Regions from separate parts of the Homo sapiens genome. Here region 2 is linked to region 1. A link is a loop called in an ENCODE intact Hi-C map of the cell type or tissue named here. Cell type or tissue: heart right ventricle. All regions are shown on one strand.

Region 1 (2,500 bases):
GTATAACCTCAATAGCTAATACATACAATTGGTGCACTTCACAAACACTACAAAAAGATTTTATAGAAAAAAAATTCTCTACTCAGATCCTCTGAACACCAGTTCTTCCCAGGGGAAGCACTGTTACTGATGACTTGTCTGTCCTTCTAGCCCTTTTGTACATTCCTTCTTTTTTAAAAGCACAGTGGTAAGCTCTCACTACATATGCTGCCCTGTTCTTGGAGCTTTTCCTAAATACTGCCCATGACAATTCTCCATGACAGGTATACTGGCTCAGAAAGATATGCTCATCCCAGATAAAATTGAAGCCAACCTTGTCTAGCCTGACACACAGAAGGGCTGCTTTAGCCTGGGTTCTAGATCCTGGCCCACAGTTAATGGGTTTGGTGACCTTAAAAACAGTCAGCTAACTTGGCCGCAACATCATTACCAGCACCCCCTTTCTCCCTAGGGGAGCAGAGCCATGGGGAGGAGGCAATAAGGCACTGACCATGACTAGACCTTCAACCAGTTTCTGGAGTCAGGGGAAATTGAAAGTGCTTCTTGGAATTTTTAACTATTCTGTCTAGCAGCTATAAAAACTGTGCTCAGGTCATTAGCCCACCCTGAGTGTCTACCTCCGATCCCATTTCCTTAGTCCTCTTTGGAGCTCGATGGGGTGGCCCTGGGCCTGGCCCCCACCCAGGCCTGACAGAGGCAGGAGGGTATGGCGGGGGCCTAGGGCTTTGCCCCAGACCTTGGACCCCGCAGCGTCTGCCAGGAGACGTCGGAGGAAACGCTTTTACCACCTGGGCGACCTTGACTGCAGCCGATTAAAGTTTAATCCGAGGTGTGTGCTCAGACTTGCCATGTTATTTAAACACATCAAAGGTCATAAAAAGATTCCAATGGCGTGAGCCGCTCCGACGCGGGCCCGCAGGGAGCCAGCATTTGATTCTGGTGGATTTCCAGAGCCAGGATTTAGAGCGCAGGGCGGGAAGGGGAGTATAGGAAAAAAAGGGAAAAGCCAGCTTTCACAGAGGAATGCTAGACTTCAAAAAGCGGCAGGGGAAACCGAGTCTCGGCCCGAGGAGCAGAGACAGCGCCCTTGAGTTCCGATTAACTGGGAAGACATCTAGTGGGAAGAGGTCGCAACTGCAGCGGTGTCCTGCGAGCATCCTCCGCCGCCGCCCACAGCGACTGCAACCTCCTGGATTGGATGGGGGTGGGAGGCCTCAAAGAGAAGCCTCTCTCTCCCTGGCCTCCCCGTCGACAGTGGAGTGCTTACTTTATTGCCTGCGTGATTGCAGGGCTGGGTCTGGGTTCCCACCCAGGGCAGAGACGCTATTTCCACCTTGACAAGAAAGATCTAGCTGTCCACCGAAAGCACAGGGCCCAGGATGCCTGGATTCCCATCTAACTCTTCCTGGGGCTCCTGATCCTAATGCGGGCAAATCCCTGGAGCGCCCATATGTAGGTTCTCCTGGAGGGTGCAGAGTGGCTCTGGGGACCAACAGATTGCTGCAGAAGTTAAGTGAGTCCAGAGGCTGGCATGCAAAACCGCTGGAGCTACAGACTGCTGCCCACGAGGCCTTTGGCAAAGCACAGGAGCCTAGCTTCTTAGGATTCGAAGGTGACATTTTCCCCATCTCTGCCGTGGGGCCATCTGGCCAGATCTGATCCTGGCTGCCTTCTTGCATCCAGATTCTAATTTCTGTGAAGGATTGGCCTCTCTCACAACCCCATGGAAATGAGCCCCACATATAGAGAGCTGGCTCTTATCTGAGCTCCTCTGGCCCCACCAGCACCTCCTAACCTTATGGCCAAAAGATAGAGAATTCTGTGCAGGCCTCTCCATGTGCCTCTGAGATGCTCACTGCAGGTTCTCTATTGGGTGCCTTCGCCTGCTTCAAATGGGGTCCGCCTTGTAGGGGTGTGCCTCCTTGCTGACCACTTTGGCTGAGTCTGAGTCTGAGTTCTCTCCTTCAGTCTTTTTTTTTTTTTTTTTTTTTTTTGAGACAGGGTCTCACTCTTTCGCCCAGGCTGGAACATAGTGGTACTATCATGGCTCACTGCAGCCTCAACTTGCTGGGGATCAAGCAATCCTCCCACCTCAGCCTCCCCAGTAGCTGGGACCACAGGCACATGCTACCACACCTGGCTAATTTTTGTGTTTTTTAAAGAGACTGGGTTTCTCCATGTTGCCCAGGCTCTCTCAGTCTATTAGTTGTGGCATTAGATCATCCTAGAATTGTCAGGAAGAGTGGCACCAGTATACTCCTTTTGGGAATGATATAGAAGGCCAAGGAACCATGCTCCACATTTCAATGTATGAATCCCAGGACATTGTGGAGCCCCCACAGGCAGCTCTACCGATAGAGTTTCCAGGGCTTCTGTAGGAGGCCCCCCACCCTGTCATGCTCAAGTCTCTGGGACCTAGCATCGGCCAGGCCTCTGGGAAGCGGCCTCTTCCTTTTCCATTTTACCCATCAAGTTGCCTACCCATACTCCTCCAGGGTTC
Region 2 (2,500 bases), 690 kb before region 1:
ACAAAGCTTTTGAACTTCAAATGAAGCATAGTTGGATGTGATGTTCTACAGAGGGTCTGCTAGCAGACGAAGTCAGAGCCTTGTGCAACTTGATGAATCTGCCAAGCAGAGAACAGCCCTTAGCTGGATGGAAGGATGTCAGTCCAGCAGCTCATGGCATGGAGGGTCTCCTGTTGCCTGTCCTGCTGGAAAGACCCTCTATAATTTTGTTCTACTCTAGAAATCAAGGCCAGGAAGTAAGAAGAGGTGTATGAGTTTATAGATGGGCCCCAGCGTGTTGTCTAATGAGAGGAACCTTCTTTTTCTGTTCATGAGTAGTTATTGTATCTGTCTTCTTGAATTTGCCTGTGATTGCCATTTAATAGATACCATTGCAATTTAATAGATGCCTGGGCCGGGCACAGTGGCTCACGCCTGTAATCCCAACACTTTGGGAGACCAAAGTGGGCAGATTGCTTGATCCCAGGAGTTCAAAACTAGCCTGGGCAACATGGTAAAACCCCATCTTTACAAAAAGTACAAAAAATTATCCAGATGTGGTGGTGAACGCCTGTAGTCCCAGCTACTCAGGAGGCTGACATGAGAAAATCACACGGCTGCTAGTGAGCCATGATCATGCTACTGCATTCCAGCCTGGGCGACAGAGTGAGCCAAAAAATAAATAAAAATAACATTAATGCCTGCAGAATCAGTAAAGGTGGCTCTTTGCTTTCAGAATCAGCAAAACTCATGATGGCAGTATTTAAAATCCTAATATTCCGTGCCCCAAAGTAACCAAATGCTAGTGTAGATGGCAGAAGGTGAAAGGTTTGCGAGTTAAGATTTCCAGTACAAGTGTTAGTCACTTCTTTTTTTTTTTTTTTTTTTTTTTAAGACGGAGTCTCGCTCTGTCGCCCAGGCTGGAGTGCAGTGGCGCGATCTCGGCTCACTGCAGGCTCCGCCTCCCAGGTTCACGCCATTCTCCTGCCTCAGCCTCCTGAGTAGCTGGGACTACAGGCACATGCTGCCATGCCTGGCTAATTTTTTGTATTTTTAGTAGAGATGGGGTTTCACTGTGTTAGCCAAGATGGTCTCGATCTCCTGACCTTGTGATCTGCCCATCTCGGCCTCCCAAAGTGCTGGGATTACAGGCGTGAGCCACCGTGCCCAGCATGTTAATCACTTCTTTTATGAACCAGGAACCTGACATTTGTTAAGCACGAAGTGTCAGGCCCTGTTCTAAGTGCTTTATGAATATTAACTTACTTAATCCTCACCACAACCCTTGGTCGGACCTGTCATTGTCACCATTTATAGATGAGAAAATGGCAGCACCGAAAGGCTAGGTAGGTAACTTGCCCAATGTCATCACACAGCTAGCAGGGCATGGATCAGGGATTTGAATCTAGACAGTCTACCTCCAAAGCCCACCCTCTTAACTGCTACACTAATATATTCAGACTCCAGACCATGACCTCCCAGGGGGTCAAGAAGTCAATGTGGTGGTCATGACCATCATATTTTGTTAAAATGAAATAGAACAGGAAAATGACAGAGTATATCACATGTAGTAAAGATTGTTTTGTGAAATTTCTGTTTCAGATATTTATATTAAAATGTCTTGTCCTTGAGTCCAGAAATGTTTCATTATTCATAATTTTTTAGATTTCATAAAGATAATATAGTAGAAATACTTCATATTACATAATACCCCCATTAGGGTCTGGGGCAGCCCCATATAATCACGTACATTAATATTTATACAGTGAAACACATGAATATTTTCAGTAAATACAATAAAATCTGTAAGTAGCCTTTCACCCAGTCAGGTTAGTTTGCCTTCCAATGATGTTTTAGTGCCAAACTTTATTTTTAAAAAATTTCAGGTTTCAGAGCTTTGGAGATCTCAAAATTGCAGGTTGCAGGCCTATTTATACATGTGAGCGCACCAGGTCGCACCGTGAGATACGTTTCTTATAATGGGTTGAAGTCAAAACAAAGTTTGAAAAATACTGCACAGTGCTATTGCTGGAATCATTCACTGTTAGAACTGGGAAGGACCCTAGCAGTGATGTATTCCATATATCCATAAAACCAAATCTCAATTTTAACAGGTAGAAAAACTAGGACCACAAAAGTGAATACAGTGACTCCCGGAGGCCACCAGTTTCTTTGCCCCAGAACAAGCCTCCTGGCGACATGCAGTGCAGGCCTCTGGACCATGTGTCCTCTCCAGAGTCTCATAATCACAGCCACATCACACCACACATCTTGGAGTTTTCAGTTTTTTCTGAGACTGCAGTTTCAAGTGGTCACTTCAGTTTCTGAGTTCTCTGATCCAGTGAAAGCCAAGTGATTTTTTTCCCCAGCAGGTCACTTAGACTCAGGTGTTTTGGCCATGGAGTGAGGTGGCAATGGAGTCTCTGCCCAGGTTCCAGCAAATAGTGTACATTTCCTGAGTTTGTGGTTGAAACTAGTCTCCCTGGACCAGCAGTTGACATTTTCCCCCTGTGGAGTTATA

What was found. A loop is a pair of places that touch in the nucleus more often than their neighbours do. Peaks named below come from ENCODE experiments on the same cell type or tissue, not always from the same donor. Only the 100,000 strongest peaks of a DNase experiment are listed, where the experiment ranks them.
Region 2: it touches region 1 in a loop (8-fold over the local background); 8 of 110 quality-filtered maps call a loop at or near these places.

What each region holds. Positions count from the first base shown.
Region 1 is chr7:27,209,141-27,211,640 of GRCh38, reverse strand. No RefSeq gene overlaps it. Among named protein-coding and RNA genes, the nearest start is that of HOTTIP, 10 kb to the right of the region's middle. RefSeq lists enhancers at 293-793, 794-1,294. In heart right ventricle, CTCF peaks have their summits at 920 and 1,119; a DNase peak (open chromatin) is centred at 1,110; H3K4me3 peaks cover 436 bases; H3K27me3 peaks cover 2,500 bases.
Region 2 is chr7:27,901,387-27,903,886 of GRCh38, reverse strand. The region is part of intron 2 of JAZF1 (JAZF zinc finger 1); the gene reads left to right. Among named protein-coding and RNA genes, the nearest start is that of TAX1BP1-AS1, 160 kb to the right of the region's middle. In heart right ventricle, no CTCF peak of the experiment used is centred here; no DNase peak of the experiment used is centred here; H3K4me3 peaks cover 394 bases; H3K27ac peaks cover 418 bases.